Linked DNA regions of Homo sapiens: region 1 is linked to region 2. The links are chromatin contacts, found by Hi-C in ENCODE. All regions are on one chromosome and are shown on one strand. Each heading gives the region's core, a stretch centred on a gene start or an enhancer-like site at or near the end of the contact. The rest is flanking DNA. Distances are from core to core; before and after follow the strand shown. Region 1 overlaps UNC13B (unc-13 homolog B). Region 2 holds the start of SPATA31F3 (SPATA31 subfamily F member 3).

Region 1 (4,313 bases), core at 1,744-4,243, 360 kb before region 2:
TACTCATGTATTCCATAAATACCTACTATGTACCCATAAAAATTAAAAAATAAATAAAATTTTTTAAAATATAAAAAAAGCTTTCAAAATATTTTTGGGGACAATTAGGGAGTTCTTAATATAGACTGTATTATAGACAATATTACTGTATCAGTCTTAAATTTCTTGATTGTGATCATGGTATTTCAGTTATGTTGACTTTCCTAGCTCTTAGCAGAAACACGCTGATGTGTTATAGCATGTGCAGCTTATATTCAAATGATTCAGAAAATACTTGTATTTTTGTGTATGTATGTATGGAGACAGAGATAAAGAAACATGAGAGAAAAATAAGAGGGGGATGAGGGAAAGAGCAAATCTGGCAAAATGCTTGTCACTGAACCTAGTAAAGGGTAATGAGCACTCTTGGTACTGTTCTTTCAACTTTTCTATAGGTTTAACATTTCTCAAAATAAAAATATACGAGGGAGCAGGCAAAAGACAAGAATGGCTTATTCACAGAAAAATAAAATAGCCTGTAAACATATGAAAAATGTATGGGAATAAAGTTGCTTGATTATTTAAGGTTTTTTATTTCCTCCTGCCCTCTTGGCATTTGCGCTTTAATCGCTTCAATTATATTTCATCAATGAGACCAGGAAGGAGTAGGAAGTAAAATCTCAATCTTTACATTTTGCTTCTCATTAGCAGTCGTGGAAAAAGGTTTAAAAGATTAAATCAATCACAATGAACTCATTACAATGAGTTTTGAAAAGGACCTGTAAACCTGAAAACCTGGTTTTGGATTCAGATTCTTCTGACCTCCTATGACCTTAAATGTTCGGTCCTAAACAGCAAAAAACAAAAGTTAGTAATAAATCATATGAAAAATAGGTTTTCTTTAAATAAAGAAAAAAAAGTTCACCTCTACCATTGGCCTTTACTTTTATCAGGAAAGTGGGCCTATAGAATGTACCAAATTGAAGGCAACCAACAGATTCACAAACCATGGACAAAGGTTTTCCTTTTCAGAAACAATATGAAGGAATCAATATAACACAGTGGTTCACACAGAGGTAGGAGCTACTAAGTCAGATTTTCTGTGTTTGAATATTTACTTCACCAGTTACTAGCTATGTGATTTGTGGCGAATTACTCAATCTATTTATGCTTCAGTTTCCTGCTCTCAAAAATGGGAACAACAGTAAAATCTGTCTTAGGGTTGTTGTGAAGTTTAAATAAATTAGAATACTTAAAGTCTCAGAATGGCATCTGGCATACTGTAAGACCTCAATAGTGTTAGCTGCTATGGTTTGTTTGTTTGTTTGTTTGTTTGTTTTGAAACAGGGTCTTGCTCTGTTGCCCAGGCTGCAGTGCAGTGGCACAATCATAGCTCACTACAGCCTCGATTTCCCAGGCTCAAGCCATCCTCCCACCTCAGCCTCCCAAGTATCTGGGACTACAGGCACATGCCATCACACTTGGTTTTTTTTTTTTTTTTTTTTTTTTTTGTAGAAATGAGGTATCTGTTTGTTGCCCAAACTGGTCTCAGACTCCTGGGCTCAAGAAATCCTCCTGCCTCAGCCTTCCAAAGTGCTGGGAACCATGCCCAGCCTACAGTTCTTATTATTACTAATATTACAACAACAAATGCTACAATCATTACCATCATCTTCAACTTGTAGTTGATGGAGTTTGGCATGAGATTCAGAAAAAACAGAGCAACACAAAAGTATCAAAATCCCCCCCCCCCGCATCCCCCTACACACACACACACACACACATATCACAGGTTGAAAAAGCGAAATAGATCAGACTCTAAGTCAGTCCTTTAGTGTCTCAAGCTGTTTTGAGGGAAACTGGGGAGAGGGTAACAATATACCAAAAACGTATGGCTCATTTCAATAATTAATCTGTGTGATCTTGACAAATCAATCTCAGGAGAAATAAGTCAATCATTTATCAAATTTTATTGAGGTATACTATGCATAGGTGTTGAGCCAAATGCAAAGAATATAAAATGGAACAATGTCTATGTCTTTTAAAACTTTGTGTTCATGTCAAAGAAATATATATATGTCATATGATGGATGTGCACACAGTAAAATGGAAGCACACAGGAGAGACCTAAGTTAGACTTGGGAGAAGGAGAAAACAGCACAAAGATTACCCAGAAGTGATGATATTTAAACTGAGCCTTAAAGAATAATAACAGGTAAACAGGGATAGAGGGGGTTAAATCATTCCTCCAGGGGTAGAAGCTAACAAATGTAGAAAAAAAGATGAGCCCTACTCCCCCCATACAAAACCGAAAAACGTCTCCCTAAAGCTAATAGATAGACAGCCATCAGAGAAAGGCGCCTGAACAGATGTGCTTCAGGAATATCTTCTGCTTACACACATGACATCTCCACCCTCCCCAGCTCAGAATAACCCATGTTCAGAGAAGCGACAGAAAGCTACAATTAAAAGAGATTCATAGACAAGTTTCTCACTTACAACACTGGGCGGCAGCAGTGGGCAATGGCTTCCTCTGGCTTTCTTCTTGACTAGAATACTAGAAGCAGAAAGGAGAAAATAAATAAATAAATACAATCAGAAGCCCAAGTAAAGACAGGGAAAAAAATCACAACTACCTATAAAAAGGTTTAGTGTTTGGAAACAAAATTTTTATTGAACAGAAACAGAACATCCTGCTCCTATTTTCTCTGTGTGATGTTGACATATAGGCCAGACTATTGGTTATGGCCCTGGCCAAGTGAGACAGGCTAAATAAAGCAGGATAATGAAGAACTGTCCTGACCAAGGGCACCTGGGCACCCACCTAGCTCTGCCAGGCAGCTGGAGAAGGTTTGGCCTTAGAATCCTTAGAATATTTCACAGCCCTCTGAGTTTTCCTGGGGCTAATGTATAGAAGATTTCCCCATTCAGGTGATGCAAGTGAAAACCTGTCTGGGGCTGTTTTCTCATTTTTAAGTAATAGTGCTTCTTTGCTCATAAGGTCACATGGGAAATAAGTGGAACTGCTTACCTAAGCATGTGGTGCAATATCTGGTATTTATAAGAGTTCCTCTCCCACTAGCACTGTAACCTCCGCCATCCCACCCACCACAACCACCACAAAAACAAGTACACGGTACTGAAGACATAAGACAATGTTCCATAAAAGGAAAAGAATTATGTCCAAATCTTGAGGATGGGCCCGATTTAGAAGGCAAAACAGAAAGAGAAAGGCACAAACAAATTAACAGGGGTACACAGAGTCTGGAAGACAGTGAGAATAGTCTGGTTCAGGGTCCATTGGATAATTAGAAAAATGTAACTCAGCCAGGCAACTTGCAAACATGAGATTTGGAGTTCTCATCCTGACGTGGTCACTTATTCATAAGCTATGAGATCTGAGGCAAGTCAATGCTTCTCTAAAACTGCCAATGAATGAGTTACTTATTAACTCAACAAATATTGATTGAGTATCCACTACGTGCAAGGCCTTGTTCTAGGCACTGGCAAAACAGAATTTGTAAATCATGGTAAGAATTCGAACTTTTCTAGTGTACTTAGAAGCCCTTTAGGGTTTTAAGCATGAGAGAATTATGATTTGATTATACTTTTAAAAGATCAATCTGGCTGCTGTATGAGATGAACTGTAGGGAACATGAGGGTAAATAATTATTGCAATAATCCAGACAAAAGTTGATGGTGTTGTACGTAACACTCTTATGAGTATCAGTGGTGAAGAGCATTTCAAATGGTTGGGATCCAAAATACAAAACACTTTTTGTATATAAAATATACTTTATAAGCAATAGAATATGGTACAAATGTCAGAGGTAGATACTGTTATTACTAATTTCCATGGAGAATAAGAAAAGTCAAGTACAATGTAAACAATATGATAGCACTAGCAAAATTGCCAATCACAAAAATGTTCAAAACATCTTTTTTTTTTTTTTTTTTTTTTTTTTTTTTGATACAGATTCTCACTCTTTCTCCCAGGCTGGAGTGCAGTGGAGCTATTTCGGCTCACTGCAACCTTCGCCTCCTGGGTTCAAACAATTCTTGTGCTTCAGCCTCCCGAGTAGCTGGGATTACAGGCGTGAGCCACCAAACATGGCTAATATTTATATTTTTTATAAATATTTATATAAATATTTTTATAAATATTTATATAAATATTTTATAAATATTTATATAAATATTTTTATAAATATTTATATAAATATTTTTATAAATATTTATATTTTTTATAAATATAAAAAATGGGGGTTTCACCACGTTGGCCAGGCTGGTTTTGAACTCCTGACCTCAGGTGATCCACCCGCCTCAGCCTCCCA
Region 2 (4,479 bases), core at 1,283-3,782:
ACTGCTGGTGGGAATGAAAACTAGTACAACCACTATGGAAAACAGTGTGAAGATTCCTTAAAGAACTAAAAGTAGAACTACCATTTGATCCAGCAATCCCACTACTGGGTATCTACCTGGAGGAAACGAAGCCATTATTCGAAAAAGATACTTGCACGTGCATGTTTATAGCAGCACAATTTGCAATCGCAAAAACGTAGAACCAACCCAAATGCCCATCAGTCAATGAGTGGGTAAAGAAACTGTGGTATATATATATGATGGAATACTACTCAGCCATAAAAAGGAATGAATTAACAGCATTTGCAGCGACCTGGATGAGATTGGAGACTATTATTTTAAGCAAAGTAACTCAGGAACGGAAAACCAAACATCATATGTTCTCACTGATACGTTGGAGCTAAGCTATGAGGATGAAAAGGCATAAGAATGATACAATGGACTTTGGGGACTTGAGGGGAGGAGTGGGAGGAGGTGAGGGATAAAAAACTACAAATAGGGTGCAGTGTATACTGCTCGGGTGATGGGTGCACCAAAACCTCACAAATCACCACTAAAGAACTTACTCATGTAACCAAACACCACCTGTTCCCTAATAACCTATGGAAATAAAAAAATTAAAAGAGAAAAATGTTCACTAATCCATTTGTTTGTCAAATCATTTTTAGAATATTTTTCCTTATAGCTAGTTCAAAAAGAAACCCTTGTGCTAATGAATTTTTTGGTTGTTTTTAAGTTGTGGTAAGATATGCTTAACATAAAATTTACCATTTTAGTTATTTTTAAGTGTACAATTCAGTGCCATTAAGGGCATTCATTTATGAATAAGATGGTTGTATTCATCACCCCAAACAGAAACTTCTGTACCCATTAAACAATAACACTCTATTTCCCCCTTCTCTAGCCCCTTCCCCAGCAAAATGTTGGCTTTTGCTTCTTGTGGATGCCTTGTCTTTGAAACTAGATTTTTAAGAATCTTGAAAGCAGGTAGGCAATACAACTCAAATGCCTTTGTACTCTCAACACTGCCCAACTTAGGGTTAAGCACGTATTGAGTGCTCACTATTCCTGTCTGGTGGAGGAACTAATGCTGGAGGAAGGATCAAATACCCTTTTCAGAGATTTTGTTTGTTTGTTTTTGAGGCAGAGTCTCATTCTGTCACCCAGGCTGGAGTGCAGTGGTGTGATCTCGGCTCACTGCAACTTCTGCCTCCTGGGTTCAAGCGATTCTCCTGCTTCAGCCTCCTGAGTAGCTGGGATTACAGGTGCCCAGCACTACACTTGGCTAATTTTTTGTATTTTTAGTAGAGATGGGGTTTCACCATGTTGGCCAGGCTGGTCTCGAACTCCTGACTCAGGTGATCCGCCTGCCTCAGCTTCCCAAAGTGCTGGGATTACAGGTGTGAGCCGCCGCACTTGGCCCCTTTTCAGAGATTTTGAGCCTAAGACCAACCACTTTTATCAGGGCAAGAACTTCTCAAGGAAACTCAGAAATCCTAGGGTGTTGGGGACATGCCATAATATTGATAGGGGTCATGAAGTTAACATTAATGTGAGAATCAGTGGGCAAAGGAGTGGTAGATCCCGGGGTTAAATGAGGAAAAATCCTGCTCTGCCTAAAGTTATTCAAATTCAGATTTTCATAAAACACTCTTTTAGGCAAACATTCCAACCACGGTGGATTCAACCAAAGAGCCACAAGTTTGTGAACCTTAATCGAAAGTTTTGCCAATAACTCATCTCCATGAATAGGCTAGATGCTATAAAATCTGTAGAGGCAATTCTGGAAAAATCAAGCCTTGTACAGAGCTCCAGAAGTGAGCCTCATTCATTTGCCTCCATGAAAGGTAGTGCTTACAATCTCTGCTCACCCATCTCAGGCTGGACCACGCAGATTGGGAGAAGTCCTTCTTTAACTCTCAGAAAGTTATTTAAAAGAACATCAGCTTTGTCCTTTCCTTGACATGTCACACACTGCCCTCTTTCTGAACCTCTCAGTACTGACCATATATCATTGCTGGTGGCATTAAAAATCGGTTTCCAAGATTTAACAATATGATGCTTGCCCTATCCTCTATTTTTTGTTGTTGTTGTTATCTTCCCAGTACAGATGATGTAGTTCATGGAGTTCCTCTGATCTATCCACTGTCTCTCTTATAGGGCATGTAGTGTGCATAGAGACTCGGTGTCATATGCACACTAGGTGTCAGGAATAGGTGTCAGGCCATTGTAGTAAAGGGGAGAGCTAAGCCATAACAGTATAGAGAGTAGAGAGAACATGAAAAGGTACATGTTGCCCATGACCTTGGCATCTTTTGCCCCAGGCTCTGTAGCCCATACAGAGCACCAGACACCCTCATCTGAACATTGAATCACCATAGTAAGCCTCTTTAAAAACAAATAAAGGTCTGTGATGCTATCCCTGCCTTGTGGAACAGGAGGGCTTTGTGATGCAGTCTGGTGATTTGGATCCCTCTTCTGTGAGGCAGAAATGACGAGGTGTAAAATCTGGAGGTATTAGGTTCTAAGACAGTGAAAGACTAGGGAGAGGGATGGCTAGTGAGGTTTAGATCATGTTGAGCCCTACCTTTGTTTTGTGGGATGTTGGATATCCCTTATACACCTATGGATCCATCTGCATTATTGCATTAATTATTTGGCAAGTGAAAAAGAGCTGCCAAAAATTAAGCTTGGTACCTAACAGGAGCTGTTGCCGGGTAGGGAAACACTATGACCATGGCTAAATTGATGTGCCTCAAACAAGATTTTATCCCCGAGCTTTCTCTTGTTACTCTTAGCCCTTGCTTTTTAAAGGGGTCTCCTCACTGGACACCAGAAGAGCTCCCAATTTGGGTGATTATTCTGGTTGGCAGCTATTTAGGGCCATTTGATGGCTGAACTCCTTTGACTTCTGGACCCATCCATCCTTTAATCTGTTCCACTTTTCCTCCCGTCTCATCCTAAAGTCCCCACCGAACTTATGAAAGGAATGGGGGTGGGAGGCATGGAGTATGGAAGAGCGTGAAAGTGAGTCAGAAATAAGCAAATAAGAAAACTCTTGGGGTGAAAAAGAATACAGAAAGGAAAGATAGAAGAGTATATAAAATTGGAACACAGAAAAAGACCAGGAAATGTTTATGAGTTTTGTTTCATTTTAGATATGGGAAAAAATGGTGTAGCAGCTTTGCATTCTAATGTTTTTGTCTTTAAGTGTCACCGAAGAGTCCAACAAAAGTCTGGAGATAGAACATCAAGAGGTAAAGTCCCAGTCTCTCCTCTAATTCACTTCTGCTGTGAGTGAGGTTCCCACGGATCCTGACCCTCTATGACCCCTGCTGCTAACAGCAGGTGCTCTAACCACTGCAGACTCTAGTACCCCCCAGGGACAATTTCTCATGGAAGACTTCCTTGGGTGGAAAATCAGAGCCTAGGCACATTAAAAAATTCTCTATCTTATCCTCCTGAGAATAAAGAATGAGGAATTAGGGCAGAAGTCCTCAACTCTGTCATTTACTAGTTTTACAAACCTGTGGAAGTCTCTTCAACTCTCAGTCTTGTTCTCCATAAAATGGGCATGTGATGATCCTTCCTCACTCCCAGTGTGATGGTGAAGGACAAATGAGACAAGGTGCAGAACAACACATCGTAAACGGTTAAGTTATACACAGATGTGACTTAGTGTTCTGACTCTGGGGTTTTCAGTATCTTCTCATTAAAAGGCCTTCAGCTTCTTATAGGATGTCCCTGAATCCTCTCCAGTTCCACATAACACTCACTATCTTCTGTTTCTTCAGCTAGGAGAACTTCACAGGAAGAAGCCGAGAAGTTGTGGAAGCTGCTGTTTCTCATGAAAAGGTAATCTCTTCTTCTTTGCAGTCTCCCAGCTGCTAGTCTGGTCTGTGATCATTTCTCAGCTTGGCTTGGGGTAGAGATGAGAAGAGGGAAAATGGATGGGAGGGAGACATACACAGTGGAGGCTGGTTCACTAGTTGAGAGAGTTACCAGGGCAGGGGGGCTGGGCCAGACATCTCAGGAGGGAAGGGTCACCCAATTCTGCTTTGGGCTAGGGTCACAGTAGTTCTAGAATTCAGGCTTGTACTAGTGTATAATTCATAAAAGACTCTACACAGGGTTGCATTCAGCCACGAGACAAGCTATCCAGTCAAGAGGAATGGATTTTGCGTAAAGAAGTCATCCCTGTCTTATTCTCTTTATTCCCTCTCCTCTGAGTCTGACTGGATTCTGCTGACATTACCTCCTCTGGCTCTGTCATTAGGGAGACAGCCCTCAGATGGCAGCCTATCATCTTATCCTCTTCTTAAGATTTCTAGAGAACAGGATTGATTCCCAAAAGATATTGAGTATATCAGCAGGGATACCAAATAGCTCTCAGAATGCAGAGGTCCTACATGAACTTCAAGCCCAAATACCGGGCTTTGGGTTTCTTAGCCTCAAATGAGACTGATCCGGGTTCTAACT

Evidence for each region. Hi-C counts contacts between places; a loop is a spot of excess contacts on that map. Pooled maps may share reads with other maps.
Region 1: a map of PC-9 shows a loop between it and region 2 (16-fold over the local background). The contact joins the enhancer-like site here to the promoter of SPATA31F3 in region 2. A Hi-C loop is called at or near these places in 14 of 168 maps with a recorded cell type or tissue (B cell, CD4-positive, alpha-beta T cell, CD4-positive, alpha-beta memory T cell and 10 more), 20 of 37 single-sample maps with no recorded cell type and 31 of 50 pooled maps.

What each region holds. Positions count from the first base shown.
Region 1 is chr9:35,257,216-35,261,528 of GRCh38, reverse strand. UNC13B (unc-13 homolog B) reads right to left here. Exons shown (of 40, transcript NM_001371189.2): 7 at 2,479-2,536. Among named protein-coding and RNA genes, the nearest start is that of UNC13B, 97 kb to the right of the region's middle. Within about 2 kb of position 2,993, at least 3 of the 41 ENCODE cell types and tissues checked have a DNase peak (open chromatin) inside an H3K27ac peak, as active enhancers do.
Region 2 is chr9:34,893,817-34,898,295 of GRCh38, reverse strand. It overlaps SPATA31F3 (SPATA31 subfamily F member 3), which reads left to right and starts at 2,532. Exons shown (of 5, transcript NM_001309427.2): 1 at 2,532-2,717; 2 at 3,212-3,257; 3 at 3,795-3,855. The coding sequence starts at 2,574. It also overlaps a transcript of PHF24 not described here.